Linked DNA regions of Homo sapiens: region 2 is linked to region 1. Evidence: read pairs that join two places in POLR2A ChIA-PET (ENCODE). Cell type or tissue: K562. All regions are shown on one strand. Links, peaks and the distances in the headings refer to the core of each region. The heading gives the core; the rest is flanking DNA.

What was found. ChIA-PET counts read pairs that join two places held together with the same protein. Peaks named below come from ENCODE experiments on the same cell type or tissue, not always from the same donor. Only the 100,000 strongest peaks of a DNase experiment are listed, where the experiment ranks them.
Region 2: POLR2A ChIA-PET joins it to region 1 with 30 read pairs; 32 of 35 experiments call an interaction of 5 or more read pairs at or near these places.

What each region holds. Positions count from the first base shown.
Region 1 is chr6:37,044,932-37,055,453 of GRCh38, forward strand. It overlaps the pseudogene COX6A1P2. Among named protein-coding and RNA genes, the nearest start is that of FGD2, 45 kb to the left of the region's middle. RefSeq lists cis regulatory regions at 5,084-6,102, 5,381-5,956 and an enhancer at 6,764-6,813. In K562, for the core only: a CTCF peak has its summit at 6,713 (motif pointing right); DNase peaks (open chromatin) are centred at 5,490, 5,850, 6,710, 7,480 and 5 weaker places; H3K4me3 peaks cover 1,712 bases.
Region 2 is chr6:37,173,441-37,182,972 of GRCh38, forward strand. PIM1 (Pim-1 proto-oncogene, serine/threonine kinase) reads left to right here. Exons shown (of 6, transcript NM_002648.4): 6 at 494-1,988. The coding sequence ends at 651. Among named protein-coding and RNA genes, the nearest start is that of PIM1, 8.1 kb to the left of the region's middle. In K562, for the core only: a CTCF peak has its summit at 3,985; DNase peaks (open chromatin) are centred at 641, 901, 1,752 and 3,951; H3K4me3 peaks cover 3,026 bases.

The DNA of each region.
Region 1 (10,522 bases), core at 1,228-9,227:
TCGAGTGGCGCCCATGGAGAAGAGGGCTCAGCTCGCATGTGGAAGACCCTCACCTTCTTCGTCGCGCTCCCCGGGGTGGCAGTCAGCATGCTGAATGTGTACCTGAAGTCGCACCACGGAGAGCACGAGAGACCCGAGTTCATCGCCTACCCCCATCTCCGCATCAGGACCAAGCCGTTTCCCTGGGGAGATGGTAACCATACTCTATTCCATAACCCTCATGTGAATCCACTTCCAACTGGCTACGAAGATGAATAAAGAGAATCTGGACCACTACCCGGGCACCAGGGACCACAGCACTGGTTTGGACCATTACTCTGCACATGGACCAGAAAAAGTATATGGGACCTTAAGCTCACCTTCTTTACTTGTATCAAATGATGACTGGTATACTGGTCTCCCATCCCTTTGCTTGTGGCGGGAGATGGCTTAAATAAATAACTTAAACTTAAAAAAATAAAATAAAATAATGCTTTGTCTTTAACTCAGAAGTTTCGCTTCTACGAATTTATCCTTAGTAAATGATCATGGCAAAGATTTAGCTTAAAGGATGTTATCACAGCTTCATTTGATATTGTGAAAAAGGTAAAACAACCCAATTATTCAACAATAGGAAATTTGTTGAATAGCTTATGCCATTCTCGTACTCGGCCACCGTCTTTAATGGCCTCTTAGAAAACGATCCCATGCCCTGGGAAGTGATCATGATATACTAATTGATAAGAAGTTATGACATGGCACCGTGTAATCTTATCTTTCAAGTCAATTGAATTATATAAGTGTAGATTGAGATGTAGATTAAAACACAGGGAGAGATGAAGATAGATACAGAAACCAAAATGTTAACACTGATCTCTGGGAGGTCCAATTACTGTTGATTTTGTTTTCTTCTCTTTCACCTGTGTTTTTCAACAATAAATGTGCTACTTTGTAAAAACACAAATGCTACAAATTTGTCTCCTTTTTTTGTGAAGGATTCCTAGATGATTCTATAAATAGCAGCTCCAGATACAGAATTTGAAACTTTGTTTTTAAAGAGAACAGAGTTTTCAAAGTCAAAGATTACCAGACATACATCGTTGGTTAGAGAGAGCTGCCAGGCCTGTTCTAAGAAGTCCTATCATGTTGGTGACAACACTGACCCCCTCCCAGTCCAGCTGGCCAGTGGTGGCCATGTCCAGAGGGGACATCCTGAGTGCAGGCTGTGTCCCTAAACTACCTCTAATCAAAACTAGTAGGCATGGGAGGCGCCAGAATTTGCATAGGATGATCTTGGGACCAGTATACAATCTGCACTTCCAAAGCCAGCCCACTGTTTGTACTTACATCATAGCTTAAAAAGTGGGCTGGGGCCAGCTGGGTGCAGTGGCTCACACCTGTCATCTCAGCACTTTGGAAGGCTGAGGCAGGAGGATCACTTGAGGGTAGGAGGATTACTTGAGGTTAGGAATTCGAGATCAGCCTGGGCAATATAGTGAGACCCCCTCTCTAAAACATTCTTTTTAAGCTAGCCAGGTGTGGTGGCTTGTGCCTGTACTCTCAACTACTGTGGAGGCTGAGGTGGGAGGATGGTTTGAGCCCAGGAGTTTGAGGCTGCAGTGAGCTATGATGGTGCCACTGCACTGCAGCCTGGACAACACAGCAAGACCCCATCTCAAAAAAAAAATCATAAGTGTTACAAGTTTAATTCTATGTCCCCAAAACTCCTATATTGAAGTCCTAACCCCAAGTACCTCAGAATGTGATTGCATTTAAAGACAGGATGTTTAAAAAGGTAATTCAGGTAAAATAAGGTCATGAGGATGGGCCCTGATCCAATCAGAAGAGGAAATGAGGAGAGACATGTGCAGAGGAAAGACCATGTGAAGAGAAAGAGAGAAGACGGCTCCCGGCCAAAAAGAGAGGCTTCAGAAACCTGCCCTGATGACACTGTGCTCCTGGACTTCCAGCTTTCAGAACTGTGAGAAAATAAACTTCTGTGTTTAAACCACCCAGTCTATGATACTTTGTTATGAAGACGTCATGTTTACTAAAGACATTTTTTTTTTTGAAACGGAGTCTCGCTCTTTTACCCAGGGTGGAGTGCAGTGGCGCGATCTCGGCTCACTGCAACCTCCATCTCCCAGGTTCAAGCAATTTTCCTGCCTCAGCCTCCTGAGTAGCTGGGATTCACTTCGCTTCCACGTCCAGCTAATTTTTTGTATTTTAGTAGAGACAAGGTTTCACCATGTTGCCCAGGCTGGTTTCGAACTCCTGAGCTCAGGCAATCCGCGCACCTTGGCCTCCCAAAGTGCTAGGATTACGGGTGTGAGCCACCATGCCTGGCCCTGAAGACACTTTTTAATGTATACTTCATATAAGACTGAGAAAATGTCCATTGTCCAAAACAAAGACATTTTCTAGTGGTGCCTCTGAGGTATAGAGCTGATGGCAGTTATGGGGACTTTGGGCACCTCCAGCCCCCAGGCACCTCCACTGCAGGCTGCAGGTTTGCACCCTGGCCTTCCCAGCAGGCAGAAGCAATCCCACCATCCCACGAGCCTGGAGAGCCCGGGTCTCAGCTCCTGGTGGGTCCTCAGGTCCCCGTGCAGAGCTGCAGCCTGGCTCTGAGGCTCTGTCTGGTCTCACCAGTCACCTCTGCAGGGACCTTTTGGGACCTGCTTTCGTCTGTCTGACACTCCTATCAGAGGGGTCTTCCTGCCTCCCAGACCGGACCCCATCTCTAACCCTAGAGGTTCTAGCTCACTCCCTCACCACCACCCTGCTGCTCCTAGACCCCCGGATGTGGTTTCTGGCCTGCAGGAAATTCACTGTCTCCATATCCCCAGCCTGTCTTCCAAGTGCGCTAGAGGCCCAGGCATCCTTATTCTTGAGGCCACATGCTTCCACGTGTCAAATATATTCAAATGCACCCACATGCATCACATATAATTTACATAAACCATAGGAGTTAAGTTGCAAATGTCTAGTTAACATTTTGTAGTCATTTAGTAATTTCACTCTTAACAGTTTACTTCCCTGCTTTTGAAGCTAATGATCGTCCCCTCCCTGCTGTGGCTCAGGTGTTGCCATGGGCGTTTGCCACTGCTCATGGCTGGGGCACCTCAGTCATGGACCTAGCTGTGGTCCATGCCCAGGGTCCCTTCTAAGGAAGTCCAGGCATGCACTGGTGTGCCTGACCCAGGGGAGCCCTCCAAACCACCCAACATCCAGGTACAATGGCCCAGTCTCCGTGCAGTGCTGTAGGGCAAGAGGGGCGGCCCATTTCCAAGCCAAGATGGCCTCCTCCTCCTCTCTACACTTGCTCCTTGGCTAGCTCACTCATACCTTCACTTGCTTCCAGCAGATTTTCCACTATGCAAGAAAAGCTAAGGGCTAAGAGGGTCACTTGACATCGTAGAATCCAAAAGTCCTTCCCATTACAGAGATAAGAAAACTGAGGCCCCGAGAATGAAGCGGTGACCTTCAGGTGCATCCTTGCATTTTGTGGAATTTGAATGTGGAATTCTGCCCTGGGCTGAGGTTGAGATTTTGCAGTTGCTCAAGGGGAACCCTGGAAGCAGAGTGTATCTACCCTCCTCAGACCACTGAGACCCTCAGATTTGTCTTCATCCCAGGTCAGTGGACTTCTCCCAGGTTTTGTTGTCTTCTCTCGGCAACACCCTGCTGAAGCCAGGGGGAAGGCGGGAGATTTATCCTGGGTGCTGAGTATCTAGGGTTATCAGATAAAATGCAGGATGGCCAGTTACAATTGAATTTTAGATAAATAACAAATAAGTTGTTTAGCATGAAGGTGTCCTAAATGTTGCTGTTTATCTGAAATTCAAATGTAACTGGGCATCCTGCATTTTTATTTACTAAACCTGGCCACCCTGTAAGTATCCCATTTCGTTTGGGCCAGGCCCCTCCCCACTGCAGCTGTGAGTTTTCCTGCCACCCAACAGCGTGAGTCACACAGCTGTGGACCTCCAGGCAAATGTTTTTGAACAGAACAGCATCACGGTTTAGGGGAATCCCCTCGCTGTCCCCATAACACATGCTTCAGCAAAGCAAAAACCTTAAAACAACATCTCTGGGAGGAAAATAAAGAAGGCATCAAGAGTTCCCAATGACTCGGGGAAGGCCCCAGCCACGGCCACATTAGTGCAGCCAAGATGGCCACGACTAGATGGCTGGCTCTTCACCTCTGGGAGAGGCACAGCTGGCTTTGACAATCGTGGGAAATTGGAGACCAGACCTTCCCAGCCAACTCCTGTCAAGGTCTGATACTCGTCCTTCCCCACCTTTCTGAGAAGAGGCCTACGAGGAAGAATGGGCTCATGGGCTATGTGAGCCGAGCAGGTTACTTGACTGTGGGATCATGATTGTATCTTTGTCATGGCATCACTGTGGGGATTATAGGAGGAAATTAATGTAAAATGCTTGGCCCAGTACCTGGTGCGCAATAAGCACTTACAATCAATGGTGGCTATTGTTATAAGAACGTCAGGACATGCACTTGGCCATCAAGCCAGTGGGTCTTCTGAAGAGGGTGAGCTTGGAATTCTCTGGGTGCCCATGGTTTGTTGCCCCTCAGAAAGCTGTGGGCCTCTAATATGGGCATATCCCCTGGACTGGAATCTGCATTAAGCCAGTGTCATCTGTCAGCGCTTTGTTTGGGTTAGTCGTTTTTTTGTTTTGTTTTGTTTGAGACAGAGTCTTGCTCTGTTGCCCAGGCTGGAGTGCAGTGGTGCAATCACAGCTCACTGCAGCGTCGACTTGCCGGGTTCTAGCAATTCTCCCACCACACCCTAGTAGCTGGGACTATAGGCGCACACCACTACGCCTGGCTAATTTTTAAATTTTTTTTTTTAAGAGACAAGGTCTCACTGTGTTGTCCAGGCTGGTCTTGAACTCCTGGGCTCAAGTGATCCTCCCGCCTTGGCTTCTTAAAGTGCTGGGATTATAGACGTGAGCCACCATGGCCAGCCCTGGGTTAGATTTTTAGTCACTCAGCAGGGTCCTGAGGAGGCCGGACTCAGAAGAGTTCAGCTTTGAAGGTGGAAAAAGCAAGTTTTCTACCTGGGATGCCCCCAAGGGTAGCAGGCCATACTTCCTAAGTGTGCATGTTGGTGGGGAGGGAGGGTATCAAGGAGTATGTCCCTGGAGAAGGGAGAAAGGAGGGGGCGTGGGAAGGGGCCTGTGGAACGCACGTGTCTCATTTCCTCTTTCGGAATGTCCGCTGTGGGCCCCAACAAAGGAACTTCGGTTGGAACTGGGGTGAGGAAGCCCCCGAAGATCAACTTCTCTTCCTTTAACATTTGGCTCTGCTGAGGGCCCTGGGGTTGGAACACCCACCTTCTTAGAAAGAAACTGAAAGGCCTTAGGAGAAACCCCGCCACTTCCCCTTCCTCGGTAAGAGGAACTTGGCGTTGCCCTGACAGGAAAGTCTTGGTGGGGCTTCTCGGAAGCCGCCACCGCTGCACTGCTGAGCAAAACCACAGGTCAGGGGCCAGGCCGGGGGCCAGGCTAGTGAGGACTGGCCATTGATAAAGTCACAGGCTCCATCTAAGCCCATCGGCAGAACTGGGGAGCTGCCAACATTTCCTCTTCCAGCACCGCCTGCCAACTCCTGTTTGGGAGCCACCAACCCCTCAGCTCTGCCAATGGGTCCCTCCCCACTCACACCAGCCCTCCAACCAGGATCGTTCTGTGTCTGCGTTCTGGACCCCCAGCTATGCCCACCACCCAGCAAAGCTCATCCATCCAGCTCCCATCCCCCACAGAGGCACTGACTCTCCCGTGGAGTCCTGGGGGACCTCACGGGCACGTGGAGCTGTGCTTTGGAATAGGTCACACCCTGTGAGCTGCTTCGGATGGCCTTGTAGATTAAGAAAAATGGTCTTTTGCTGGGCACGCAGGAATGCTTGACTTAACGGTGACTGCTATCTGCTGCGTCCATTCGGAGATCAGAAACAGGCTTCTCTCTGGGACTGGGGATGCCTCTCCTCATCCCTGATATATCCAAGGGCAGCTGCTGTGGCAAGGGGGACAGTGCACAGGTACAAATCACATCTCAGGCCAGCCCCAAAGGGGCCGAGAGATCCTTGGGTCCTAAAGGGTCCCAAAGCTTATTTGTATAAGCTTATTTGTACTAAGCTTTAATATAAACATGTCAGGATGGTGTGGCACCAGAGCCCGGCCACCACTGTGGGGACAGGGTCCAGCCTGCACGGCCTTGCACAAGACCTGTGCCAGGGACCCCTGTGCTCCATTCCAGCTCCTCCTCCAGGCTTTGCTGTGACGAGCCTCTGCCTCCTTCACCCAGCCCTCTCCTGCCCACCCTGTGAGACTGAGCCCCAGTCCAGATGGGTAGGGGCTGCCTGCATGACCTCACTGAGTATATCCCCCAGGGACCCTTGTCCACATCACTTGGTGGTTGCTCTGAGCAACACCCAGCTGGCCTATAGGCTCCCGGATAACAGCAACAGTGGGCTTGGCATCTCTGGATGAACATTTGATGAGGTAATAAGTAAATGGGTGAATTTAGTGCTATCTACCAGGCCTTGTGGCTGAGAGCCCCACGTGCCCACATGCTCAGACATCCACGTGTGGGCAAGTGCACCCGCGTGCGGCAGGAGGAGACACGTGCACGCCTGCCACGGTGTCCCTGAGACGTGTGTCTGTGGATCCCTGCGTTTGTCCCCAGCATCACCCATGATGCCAGCCAGCAGGTGGCGGTGCGCCCCTCCTCTGCGGGTTCGTTGGTCCAAACCGCCGGCAGCTGTCAAGACTGAAGGGGCCTCAGCAGGCACATGGAGCCCACCTCCTTCCTCCCACAGGGGGTCAGGGCTGCTTGGGTCTTGTGGGGAATCAGCCTGGTCTTCCGACCCAGGAGCCAAAACCCTAGTCCAACCCATGTGAGTGGGGCCATCTGTGTGCCCAGCACGGAGCTGGACCCTGACCCCGCAGGAGGGACTGGCGTCCAGGCAGCTGCACAGCTGTGGAGTGGGGAAGTAAAGGCATGGGCTCGCACTCCCAGCCCTGTCTCTGCTGGCTGTGTGACCTTGGGCAAGTTCCTTAACCTCTCTGAGCTTGTTTCCGTGTCTGTTAAGCAGGAATCATGGCAATCTGTAAAATGAATTAGTCAGTGTAAAACATGGGCCACAGTGGGGCCCTACCATAAGGCAGCAGTTCTCACACTTAGGTCTGGAGGGCTTTTGAAAACACAGAGGCCCCGCCTCCAGAGTGGCAGATTCACTAGGTCTGGGGAGAGGCCTGTGACTCTGCATTTCTAAAGAGTTCCCAGGTTGTGCTGATGCTTCGGGCCTGGGGACTACACCGTGAGGACCAGTGTATACGGGATGCTTGGTGTCAGTCAGGAGAGACCCACAGGGTTACACACAAGGCAGGAAGCATCAGCCTCCAGCGAAGACATAGAGGGGCAAATTCCAAGGGCTGCAGGGGGCCCAAGGGAGGACACACCCCTATGATGGGGGTGGCCGGAGGGGCAGAAGGAGGAGCCTCTGGACCTGTCTCTCCCCACCACAATTATCAACATAATCCCTGTCCTGACTGCACCTGCCGGCCCTGCCCGGAGGAAGTGGACCCTGGAGCCCTGGAAAGGATGGGTTAGTTGGCTGTCAGTTCCTGGCTTGGCCAACACTGTGCTCCAGCTTCTGGGAACTCACGTTTTCTTTCTCCTTTTTTTTTTTTTTTTTTGAGACAGGATCTCACTTTGTTACCCAGGCTGGAGTGCAGTGGCTCGATCATAGCTCACTGCAGTCTAAACCTCCCTGACTCAAGCAATTCTCCTGCCTCAGCTTCCTAAGTAGCTGGAACCACAGGTGTGCCCCAGCGCAACCGGCTAATTCTTTAATTTTTTGCAGAGACAGGGGTCTCACTCTGTTGCCCAGGCTGGTCTCGAACTCCTGGACTCAATCAATCCTCCCATCTTGGCCTCCCAAAGTACTGGGATTACGGGTGTGAGCCACCACGCCTGGCCCCTTTTTTAAATATTAGTTTTAAGTCAGAAAGGTAATGCATGTCCATCTTAGAAATTAGTACAATGCAGAAAACTGTAAAGAGGAAAATGAAAATAGTAATCCAAACTTCAGTCAATCAGAGCTAATCAGTATGAGTCTATTTCTTTTTCTTGTCTATGTGTCTGCTTCGTGCATACCGTGGTATCCACTTGACATCGTAGCATAAGCGTTGTCCTTTGATGTTAAAACTCTCAGAAACGGCCGGGCGCGGTGGCTCATGCCTGTAATCCCAGAACTTTGGGAGGCCGAGGCGGGTGGATCACAAGGTCAGGAGATCGAGACCATCCTGACTACCACGGTGAAACCCCATCTCTACTAAAAAAATACAAAAAAAACTAGCCAGGCATGGTGGCGGGCGCCTGTAGTCCCCGCTACTCGGGAGGCTGAGGCAGGAGAATGGCTTGAACCCGGGAGGCAGAGCTTGCAGTGAGCCAAGATCCACTGCACTCCAGCCTGGGCGACAGAGTGAGACTCCGTCAAAAAAAAAAAAAAAAAAAAAAAAAAACTCTCAGAAACGTGAATTTAAGGTCAGCACAACAATCCAGTACAACAAGGTGCCAGACTATATCTGCTTGACTTAAACACTCCCTACTGTTGGACATGCAGGCTGTGTATTTATTTATTTGGCGATTCTAAATAATCCCCTGTGAAGGGTTTGATCCATCAGTGCTGCCTGCATTTCAGATGGCTTCCCCAGCAGAACTTCCTTGAAAGGGATTCACTGGGTCAAAGGGCATGAAAGTTTAAAAGTCTTGATACATATGGACAAAATACTTTCCAAAAATATGCCGGCTGACGGTCCCACCTAGGGTGGGAGGGAGATGACAGCCTGCTCAGCTCAACTCACATAAAACCCTGCTTAGCCCAATTCCTGACATCTGAGATTAAACGAGGTGGCCCAAGCCCCCCAGCAGGGAAGAAGGGCCCAACTCTGTCCAAACTCCACATTGGTCAACCTGCGGAGTGCCATGTCCCACGTCACACTCCAGGTAGAAGATGTGGCACCTCAGGCCAAGCACGACCTGGGCAGAGCTGCCCTCCCGCTCTTGGAGCCAGGATTGTTCTTCAGCCCTCACTTTCTTTCATACCTCATGTCCAGGATGTCTGCAAGTACATTTGGGGCTACCTTCAAAACATCCCCAGCTGGGCATGGTGGTGCACACCTGTAGTCCCAGCTACTCAGGAGGCTGAGGAGGGAGGATCGCTTGAACCCAGGAGTTCAAGGCTGCAGTGAGCTATGATCATGCACTGCCCTCCAACCTGGGCAACGGAGTGAGACTTCACCTGTAAAAAATGAATTAATTTAAAAAACTCCACATCCTGAATGTGACCACAGCTCCTCTCTCCACCACTACCCTGGCCCACCTCTCACCTGGTTATCTCAGTAGCCCCCTCTTTGACTCTCTGCCTCCCCGGGCGTGAGCCACCGCGCCCGGCCGTTTCTGAGAGTTTTAACATCAAAGGACAACGCTTATGCTACGATGTCAAGTGGATACCACGGTATGCACGAAGCAGACACATAGACAAGAAAAAGACCCCCTTAGAGTCTGTTCTCCATAGCAGCCAGAGAGATCCTTTCAAAACCTAGGTTACATCAGCTCAGCCCTGAGCTCACAACCCTCCAGTGGCTCGTTCACGTGGGGTAAAAGCAAAGCCCTCACTATGACCCGCAAAGCCTTTAGGACCTGTGCCTCCCGCACTCCCATCACCTCCCTCACCTAACATCCTGCCACTCCCCTGCACCCTCTCAGCTCCCTGATGCTCCTCAGAACACCTCCAAGTGCATTCCTGCCTCAGGGCCTTTGCACTTGCCGTTACTCCTGCCTGGCATATTTCCTCAGGTACCCACAGGGCTCCTCTCCTCAACTGTCATCTCAAAACAATCATAAGCAAACAGGATCTGCTTTGGGAAGGCCCTCCCTGATCAGCCCATCTGAAGAAGCGCCCTGGCCCCTCTCTCTTCCCTCACCCTGCGTCGTGCTCCCTTACTCTGCGATTATTCTCTGCCCTCTCTAGTAGTAGAAAGCCTCCACAGGACTGCACTCTGTCTGTCTCGTTCACTGCTGCAACCCTGGCACCTGTGTGCCGCCTGGCTCCCAGTTGGTGTTCCACTGTACATCTGCTGAATGTTGACTTGAATGGGAGATTGCACTGTCTGGGTATGTGCGTGTGGCTTCCCCTGCCTGGGTGATACCTTACTGTCTCTAAGGTCCCCAGCTCGCAGATACTGCCTGGCATTTAGTAAGTAGCCAGGTTGGATTCGCTGTACAAATGGACACATGAAGACAGGAAGGAACTCACAGCAGGGCAGGAGAGACCACTGCATGGGGGTCAGGAAACTGGAATTCCAGATAAACCCCTGCCACTCACCATCATTAGGCCTTGGGCAAGTCACTTCACCTCTTTGAACCTTAGTTTTTCACCCATAACATGGGCATGGTGACCCCTGTGCTGTTGGCCTCACAGGGCTGTTGTGAGGATTACATGACAAAGACAAA
Region 2 (9,532 bases), core at 51-8,050, 130 kb after region 1:
GGTACCAACAGAAACCTGATAATTCCTGGCTGTTTTGCCAGGGAGTAAAAAGTTAAAAGCTCTTTTAGCATCTTCTTTAAGGCAGCAGCTCCAAATATTTTGGTACCAGTGACCTCACTGTGGGTGGTGTTCGTGTTTGTAAGTTGGTAGGTGAATTGAATCATTTCATCATGCTCAGTGGTGTCTCATCAAAATCTCTTGTCATCATCCTTCCTATTTCTGGTGAGTGGGTGTTGTGGGAAAGGCCCCCACTATTGAAGTTTGAAAACCACAGGTTTAAGAGGGGAGTCAGTTTTTAGCTGAAAGCAGACTGGAGGACCCAGATATTAGTCAATACCTTCCTATTGAAGGGTACCCAGCACAGTGTTCTAGAAAATGCTTGGCCTCCCTGGGACCCCAGACTTGTGGGCCTCTGAGAAGCAAATGGGGAAGACCTTTGCAGTGTAAAAACAAGTTGAGTCATTCATAACCTCGTCTATCCTCCTTTCTGCAGAATGTCAGCATCTCATTAGATGGTGCTTGGCCCTGAGACCATCAGATAGGCCAACCTTCGAAGAAATCCAGAACCATCCATGGATGCAAGATGTTCTCCTGCCCCAGGAAACTGCTGAGATCCACCTCCACAGCCTGTCGCCGGGGCCCAGCAAATAGCAGCCTTTCTGGCAGGTCCTCCCCTCTCTTGTCAGATGCCCGAGGGAGGGGAAGCTTCTGTCTCCAGCTTCCCGAGTACCAGTGACACGTCTCGCCAAGCAGGACAGTGCTTGATACAGGAACAACATTTACAACTCATTCCAGATCCCAGGCCCCTGGAGGCTGCCTCCCAACAGTGGGGAAGAGTGACTCTCCAGGGGTCCTAGGCCTCAACTCCTCCCATAGATACTCTCTTCTTCTCATAGGTGTCCAGCATTGCTGGACTCTGAAATATCCCGGGGGTGGGGGGTGGGGGTGGGTCAGAACCCTGCCATGGAACTGTTTCCTTCATCATGAGTTCTGCTGAATGCCGCGATGGGTCAGGTAGGGGGGAAACAGGTTGGGATGGGATAGGACTAGCACCATTTTAAGTCCCTGTCACCTCTTCCGACTCTTTCTGAGTGCCTTCTGTGGGGACTCCGGCTGTGCTGGGAGAAATACTTGAACTTGCCTCTTTTACCTGCTGCTTCTCCAAAAATCTGCCTGGGTTTTGTTCCCTATTTTTCTCTCCTGTCCTCCCTCACCCCCTCCTTCATATGAAAGGTGCCATGGAAGAGGCTACAGGGCCAAACGCTGAGCCACCTGCCCTTTTTTCTGCCTCCTTTAGTAAAACTCCGAGTGAACTGGTCTTCCTTTTTGGTTTTTACTTAACTGTTTCAAAGCCAAGACCTCACACACACAAAAAATGCACAAACAATGCAATCAACAGAAAAGCTGTAAATGTGTGTACAGTTGGCATGGTAGTATACAAAAAGATTGTAGTGGATCTAATTTTTAAGAAATTTTGCCTTTAAGTTATTTTACCTGTTTTTGTTTCTTGTTTTGAAAGATGCGCATTCTAACCTGGAGGTCAATGTTATGTATTTATTTATTTATTTATTTGGTTCCCTTCCTATTCCAAGCTTCCATAGCTGCTGCCCTAGTTTTCTTTCCTCCTTTCCTCCTCTGACTTGGGGACCTTTTGGGGGAGGGCTGCGACGCTTGCTCTGTTTGTGGGGTGACGGGACTCAGGCGGGACAGTGCTGCAGCTCCCTGGCTTCTGTGGGGCCCCTCACCTACTTACCCAGGTGGGTCCCGGCTCTGTGGGTGATGGGGAGGGGCATTGCTGACTGTGTATATAGGATAATTATGAAAAGCAGTTCTGGATGGTGTGCCTTCCAGATCCTCTCTGGGGCTGTGTTTTGAGCAGCAGGTAGCCTGCTGGTTTTATCTGAGTGAAATACTGTACAGGGGAATAAAAGAGATCTTATTTTTTTTTTTATACTTGGCGTTTTTTGAATAAAAACCTTTTGTCTTAACTCGTGGCTTCTAATCGTCTGTGCGGAGGCATTGCTAACCTGCATTTATTGAGCATTTGGTAAGTGCCAAAGAATTGTAGGAGAAAGGAATTCTCAGCCTAAATCTGGCTTCCTTCAACATTGGGATTTCTAGGATAGTCATCTTCCTGAAACGAATGTATGGTCAAGGGGTAGGACCAGTATTGTCAAAATTTGGGCAATATCTGGCATGGGAGGCCTAATAAAATAACCTTTTCCAGATTACAATTTTAAAGCTATGCAAATAGGATAGATGTGACAATTTTCAAGTGTTCAATAGCCATTTATGGCTAGTGGCCACCTCATATAAAACATCATTGCAGAAAGTTCTATTGGATGGGGCTGATCTAGAGATAACAAATACATACCTATTACCAAACTAACCCTTGAAGCTTTTATCAGTTGTCTGCCACTGATAGTAAAACATTTTGAGCATGTCCCCTTGGTACACGTGAAGTTTATTGAAAAACTATTGCCTCTATTACTCTCGGTTCCTGATTCAAGTTTCCTTCACCTTTAGTGTGAGGTTTAGTTTCTTTTCGAGACTGAGTCTCTGTCAACCAGGCTGGACCAGCTGGCGTGCCACTGCCAGTGGCACGATCTCGGCTCACTGCAACTTTCACTTCCCGGGTTCAAGCAGTTCTACCTCAGCCTCCTGAGTAGCTGGGATTACAGGCGCCCGCTGCCACGCCCAGCTAATTTTTGTATTTTAGTAGAGACAGGGTTTTACCATGTTGGCCAGGCTGGTCTCGAGCTCCTTGACCTTATGATCCGCCTGCTTCAGCCACCCAAAGTGCTAGGATTACAGGTGTGAGCCATCGTGCTCCGCAGCCTTTTTTTTTTTTTTTTTGAGATGGAGTGTCGCTCTGTTGCCCAGGCTGGGGTGCAGTGGTGCAATCTAGGCTCATCGCAAGCTCCGCCTCCCGGGTTTTAAGTGATTATCCTGTCTCAGCCTCCCGAGAAGTTGGGATTACAGGCATGTGCCACCAGGCCAGCTAATTTTGTATTAGTAGATACGGGGTTTCGCCATGTTGGCCAGGCTGGTTTGGAACTCCTGACTTCAAGTGATCTGCCTGCCTTGGCCTCCCAAAGTGCTGGGATTACAGGCGTGGGCCACCGCGCCTGGCCTAGTCTTTAACAATAGTATAATTTATTATGCAGCATAGAAAAAATAATAGAACAGTGTGGTGACACTAAAGTCGTGACCAGATAAGACCCAGTCTACAAAAAATAAGTGAAAATTAGCTGAGCGTGGTGGCATACACCTGTAGTCCTACCTATGCAGGAGGCTGAGGCAGGAGGATCGCTTGAACCCAGGAGCTCCAAGGTTGCAGTGAGTTATGATCACGCTATTGCACTCCAGCCTGGGCAACAGGTAACCCCACTTAAAACACACACACACACACACACACACACACACACAATAGTGGATGGGTAGAAATGTGAGTTTGACTTAAGGTTTCCCCCTCTGATGTGTTTGACAAAGGGCTAATATTGGGAGTAGGTGAAATGTTAGCTCTGCCATTTTCTTACTGCTTATTCTTGAATAATTAGTATTTTTAGTCCATGGTTTCTTTGCAGGGATCTGTTTAATAGGCCCTTTGTCCATTTTGTGTGAGTTTAGTTAAACTGGATGGCAAGACCCATGAATCCACTTTGTACGTGTGGCCTGAATACATCCTGATATTTTGAAAGCACACTGGAGTGCCATTGTCAATTCATATATTAAGTATTGGTAAATGTTGGTTTCTTGTTTCTTTATAAATATCCACAGTTATAATACTCCCTCCCTGGGGGTCATCATGCTCCCAACCCTCAATGCATCCACACACCCTTTGGACACTGGCCCATATGCACCCTCGAGGTTGCTGGAGGGTGCAGACTATAATACCCCTCACTCCTCATTGGGTTCTGGTGTATGTCTACCCTTAAGCTTAGACTAGATCCCATACCTCAGCTCAGCCCCCATGTGGCTATAAAGAGGAAGGAAGGATGTCTTGGTTCTGGGGGGCTGATTTTCTGAGGTTCCCCTTTTCTCTAATCTCTCCCATCCCCCACACAACATACACACACTACCAACATCTTGGAGCCTGAGGGTTGCATGCTTCGTCCTTTCCAGTAAAGCTGACACTTGGATAATTAAAAGTTGCCGCAAACTATTAACGAAATCAGGCAAAGCCCCACCCTTCTCTTTCTCGAAGTGAGTTTCTGGCAGTTTCCCCATCTAATGAGACTGCTGCGGGGGAATAGAAGAAAGTATCTCTGAATAAAGACAGATCGTGCTCCTGTTGGATGCAAGAGATTAAGAGTTTTAGGGGGAGGGTGAAAGGTCATATTTAATCTCTTCTCAGGGGCAGTTTGACATCTAGCGTGGAAAGGGAATCAGATAACCAATAAGTCTGCGGGGGATCAATGTCATGGCCAGAGGAATATAGAGAGCAATGGTTAAAAGCATTGACTTGGGAATCAGCCTTGAGCTTACTTATCTAGAAACCTTGGGCAAGTTATTACACCCTCTAAAACTAATCTCTAAACAGAGATACTCCTGGATTGGATTATTAGGAGACTGGGTTAAATAACAGATATACTTACATACAGAAAAACTACTATCTCCCGCTTACGGATGCATACACATGTAGCAAAAGTACAAAGAAGTACAGGGTGGGGTAGGGTGTGGTAGTTCACACCCATAATCCCAGCACTTTGGGAAGACAAGGAGGGATGATCACTTGAGCCCAGGAGTTTGAGACTAGCCTGGCCAACATGACAAAACCCCATCTCTACAAAAAAATAGAAGCATTAGCCGGACGTGGTGGTGCGTGCCGGTAGTCCCAGCTACTTGGGAGGCTGAGGTGGGAGGATCAATTGAGTCCGGGAGATGGAGGCTGCAGTGAACCAAGATGGCACCACAACATTCTAGCTTGGGTGAAAGAGCGAGACCCTGTCTCAAAAAAACAAAACAAAACAAAACAAACAAAAAAGTACAGGGTGATAATAAGTTTCCAGAGTCAGGGAAGTGGTTATTACCTTTGGGGAGAAGGGAGGGAGGTTGTGATTTGTGGAAAGAGACCTTCAACTATTTTGGCAATGCTTTATTCCATAAACTAGATGGTATGAGTAAGGTGTTTGTATTATTCTTTTCAACTTTTGGGTTGTTTTAAATGTTTTATGATAAACTTTATTTTTAAAAATTTTTCTCTGGCTGGGCGCGGTGGCTCACACCTGTAATCCCAGCACTTTGGGAGGCCGAGGCAGGCGGATCACAAGGTCAGGAGATCGACACCATCCTGGCTAACACAGTGAAACCCCATCTCTACTAAAAATACAAAAACTTAGCCAGGCATGGTGGCATGTGCCCATAGTCCCAGCTACCCAGGAGGCTGAGGCAAGAGAATCGCTTGAACCCAGGAGGCGGAGGTTGCAGTGAGCCAAGATAGCTAGCCACTGCACTCCAGCCTGGGCGACAGAGTGAGACTCCGTCTCAAAAACAAAAAAAATTTTTTTTCTTTGTTCTTTCTTTTTAAACATTTATTTATTTATTTTAGCTGGGAGTGGTGGCTCACGCCTGTAATCCCAGCACTTTAGGAGGCTGAGGCGGGTGGATCATCTGAGGTCAGCAGTTCAAGACCAGCCTGACCAACATGGTGAAACCCAGTCTCTACCAAAAATACAAAATTAGCTGGGCATGGTGGTGCATGTCTATAGTCCCAGCTACTCAGGAGGCTGAGGCAGGAGAATCACTTGAATCCAGGAGGTGGAGGCTGCAGTGAGCCACGATCACGTATAGCCTGGGCGACAGAGCGAAACTCTGTCTCAAAAAAAATATATATATTTATATATATAATATATAATATATATTATATATTATATTATATATTATACATAAATTATATATTATATATATAATATATAATATATAATATATATTATATATTATATATTATATATTATACATAAAATATATATAATATATATTATATATTATATTATATATTATATATAAAATATATATATAATATATATAATATTATTTATTTATTTTGAGACAGGGTCTCACTCTGTCACCCAGACTGGAGTGCAGTGGCATAATCTCGGTTCACTGCAACCTCCACTTCCTGAGTTCAAGCAATTCTCGTGCCTCAGCCTCCCAAGTAGCTGAGACTACAAGCGTGTGCTACCACACCTGTCTACTTTTTGTATTGTTAGTAGAGATGGGGTTTCACCATGTTTGCCAGGCTAGTCTTGAACTCCTGATCTCAAGTAATCCACCTGCCTTGGCTTCCCAAAGTGCTGGGATTACAGGTGTGAGCCACTGCGCCCGGTCCATTTTTTTTTTTTCTTTTGAGAGACAGATTTTTGCTCTGTATCCCAGGCTGGAGTGCAGAGGCATGAACTTGGCTCACGGCACCCAGGTTCAAGCGATTCCCCTGCCTCAGCCTCCCAAGTAGCTGGGATTACAGGGACCTGCCGCCATGCTTGGCTAATTTTTGTATTTTTAGTAGAGATGGGGTTTCATCTTCTTGGCCAGGCTGGTGTCAAACTCCTGACCTCAGGTGATCCGTCCACCTCGGCCTCCCAAAGTGCTGGGATTACAGGCACGAGCCACTGTCCTCAGCCTTTCACTTTTTCTTTTAATTGAGACAGGGTCTCACTACGTTGCTCAGGCTAATCTTTAATTCCTGGCCTCAAGTGATCCTCCCTCCTTGGCCTCCCAAAGTGCTGTGATTACAGGTGTGGAATATCATGCCCAGCCTATGATAAGCTTTTAAAAGTGATGAATATATTTGTGCGTATCATGTAGGAGGCAGCAGATGGAGTTATTACTGCCCTTGGCTGAGGGGATCTGGGAAGGCTTCAAAGAGGAGGTGGCATTTCACCTGGATTTTGAAGGATGGAGCCTTAGCCTGCTTCCCTGTAAAATAGGCACCAAACATGCAGATGGAGCAGAGAAATCTGGATGTGCTAAATGTTTTTCCCCCACTAGACCAGGAATCAGCAAACTATGGCCTGCTGCCTGAACTGGTCCCTGTACAGTTTTTGTACGGCTTGCAAGCTAAGCCTAGATTTTACATTTTTAAGTAGTTGAAAATCAATCAAATGAAGAATAATATGTTGTGATATGTAAAAATTATATAATACTTGGCTGGGTATAGTGGCTCATGCTTATAATCCCAGCACTTTGGGAGGCCGAGGTGGGAGGATTGCTTGAGGCCAGGAGTTCTGGACCAGCTTGGGCAACCTAGCAAGACTTCCATCTCTACAAAAAATAAATAAAAATTAGTCAGGCATGATGGCCTAGCTACTTGGGAGGCTGAGACAGGAGGATCACGTGAGCCCAGGAGTTTGAGGTTACAGTGAGCTATGATCTCACCACTGCGCTCCAGCACTCCAGCCTGGTTGACAGAGCAAGACTCTATCTCTAAAAGAAAAAGAAAAAAAAAGAGGCCAGGTATGGTGGCTCATACCTGTAATCCCAGCACTTTGGGAGGCTTAGGTGGGCGGATCACCTGAGATCAGGAGTTTGAGACCAGCCTGGCCAACATGGTGAGACCCTGTATCTACAAAATACAAAAATTAGCCCAGTGTGTTGGTGCCTGCCTGTAATCCCAGCTACCAGGGAGGCTGAGGCAGGAGAATTGCTTAAACCCATAAGGTGGAGCTTGCAGTGAGCCAAGATTTCTCCATTGCACGCCAGCCTGGGCAACAGAGTGAGACTGCATCTCACAAAAAAAAAAAAAAATATATATATATATATATATATATATACACACACACACACATTTGTACACACATATGCAACTCAATTGTCTGTGTTCATAAATAAATCTTGTCCATTTACATATTGTCTATGGCTGCATTTGTGATACGATGGCAGAGTTGAGTAGTTAAGACACTCAGTATGGCTGGCGAAGCTGAAAACATTTACTATCTTGTCCTTTACAGAGAAATTTGCTAATCTCTACACTAGATTATGGTCCCATTGACTCATTTTTTGTTGTTGTTGTTTTTTTGGGGTTTTTTTTTTTGAGACAGGGTCTTACTCCGTCATCCAGGCTGGAGTGCAGTGGCTCGATCAGGGCTCACTGCAGCCTTGACTTTCCAGGCTTAAGCAATCCTCCCACCTCAGTCTCCTGAGTAGCTGTGACTACAGGTGGGCCCCACTGTGCCCAGCTAATTTGTTTTTTTGTTTGTTTGTCTGTTTGTCTTGAGACAGGGTCTTGCAATGTTGCCCAGGCTGGAGTGCAGTGGTGCGATCACGACACACTGCAACCTCAACCTCCTGAGCTCAAGTAATCCTCTTGCCACTGCCTCCCAAAGTGCTGGGATTACAGGCATGAGCCATTGTGCCTGGTCTGAACTACATCTTTGATAACTCTTTTTTTTTTTCTTTTTGAGATGGAGTCTCGCTCTGTCCCCAGGCTGGAGTGCAGTGGCATGATCTCGGCTCCACCTCCTGGTTCAAACATTCTCCTGCCTCAGCCTCCCAAGTAGCTGGGATTACAGGCGCCTGCCACCACGCCTGGCTAATTTTTGTTTTTGTTTTGTTTTGTTTTGTTTTGAGATGGAGTCTCACTCTGTCACCCAGGTTGGAGTGCAGTGGCACCATCTCGGCTCACTGCAAGTTCAGCCTCCCGGGTTCATGCCATTCTCCTGCCTCAGCCTCCCAAGTAGCTGGGACTACAGGCACCCACCACCACGCCCGGCTAATTTTTTTTTTTTTTTTTTTTGGTATTTTTAGTAGAGACGGAGTTTCACCATGTTGTCCAGGATGGTCTCAATCTTTTGATCTTGTGATCTGCCCGCCTTGGCCTCCCAAAGTGCTGGGATTACAGGCATGAGCCACCACGCCCGGCCTGATAACTCTTAACCTAGTGCCAGGCATGTAGTAGTTCCTTAGTGATAATAGCTAACATACAGTACCTACTATGTGCCCAGCACTATTCTGCATGCTTTGCATGCATTAACTTATTTATCCTTAAAACAACTCTATGACACTATTGGAAAGTACAGGGGGAAACACTGTTATTTGTTTTATTTTATTTTATTTTATTTTGTATTTTTATTTATTTATTTTTTTTTGAGACAGTCTCGCTGTATTGCCCAGGCTGGAGTGTAATGGCGCGATCTCAGCTCACTGAAATTTCTGCCTCCTGGGTTCAAGCGATTCTCCTGCCTCAGCCTTCTGAGTGGCTGGGATTACAGGTATGTGCTATCACGCCCAGCTAATTTTTGTATTTTTTTTTAGTAGAGACTGGGTTTTGCCATGTTGGCCAGGCTGGTCTCAAACTCCTGACCTCGGGTGATCCACCCGCCTCAGCCTCCCAAAGTGCTAGGATTACAGGCATGAGCCACTCCGCTCTGCCTATTTTATTGTTTTAGAGATGAGGGTCTTGTCATGTTGCCCAGGCTGGCCTCAAAATCTTGGCCTCAAGCAATACTCCTGCCTCAGCCTCCTGAGTAGCTGACTGTACAGGTACATGCCACCTAGCCCGGCTTGATGCAGTTATGTATCCACATTTCACAGA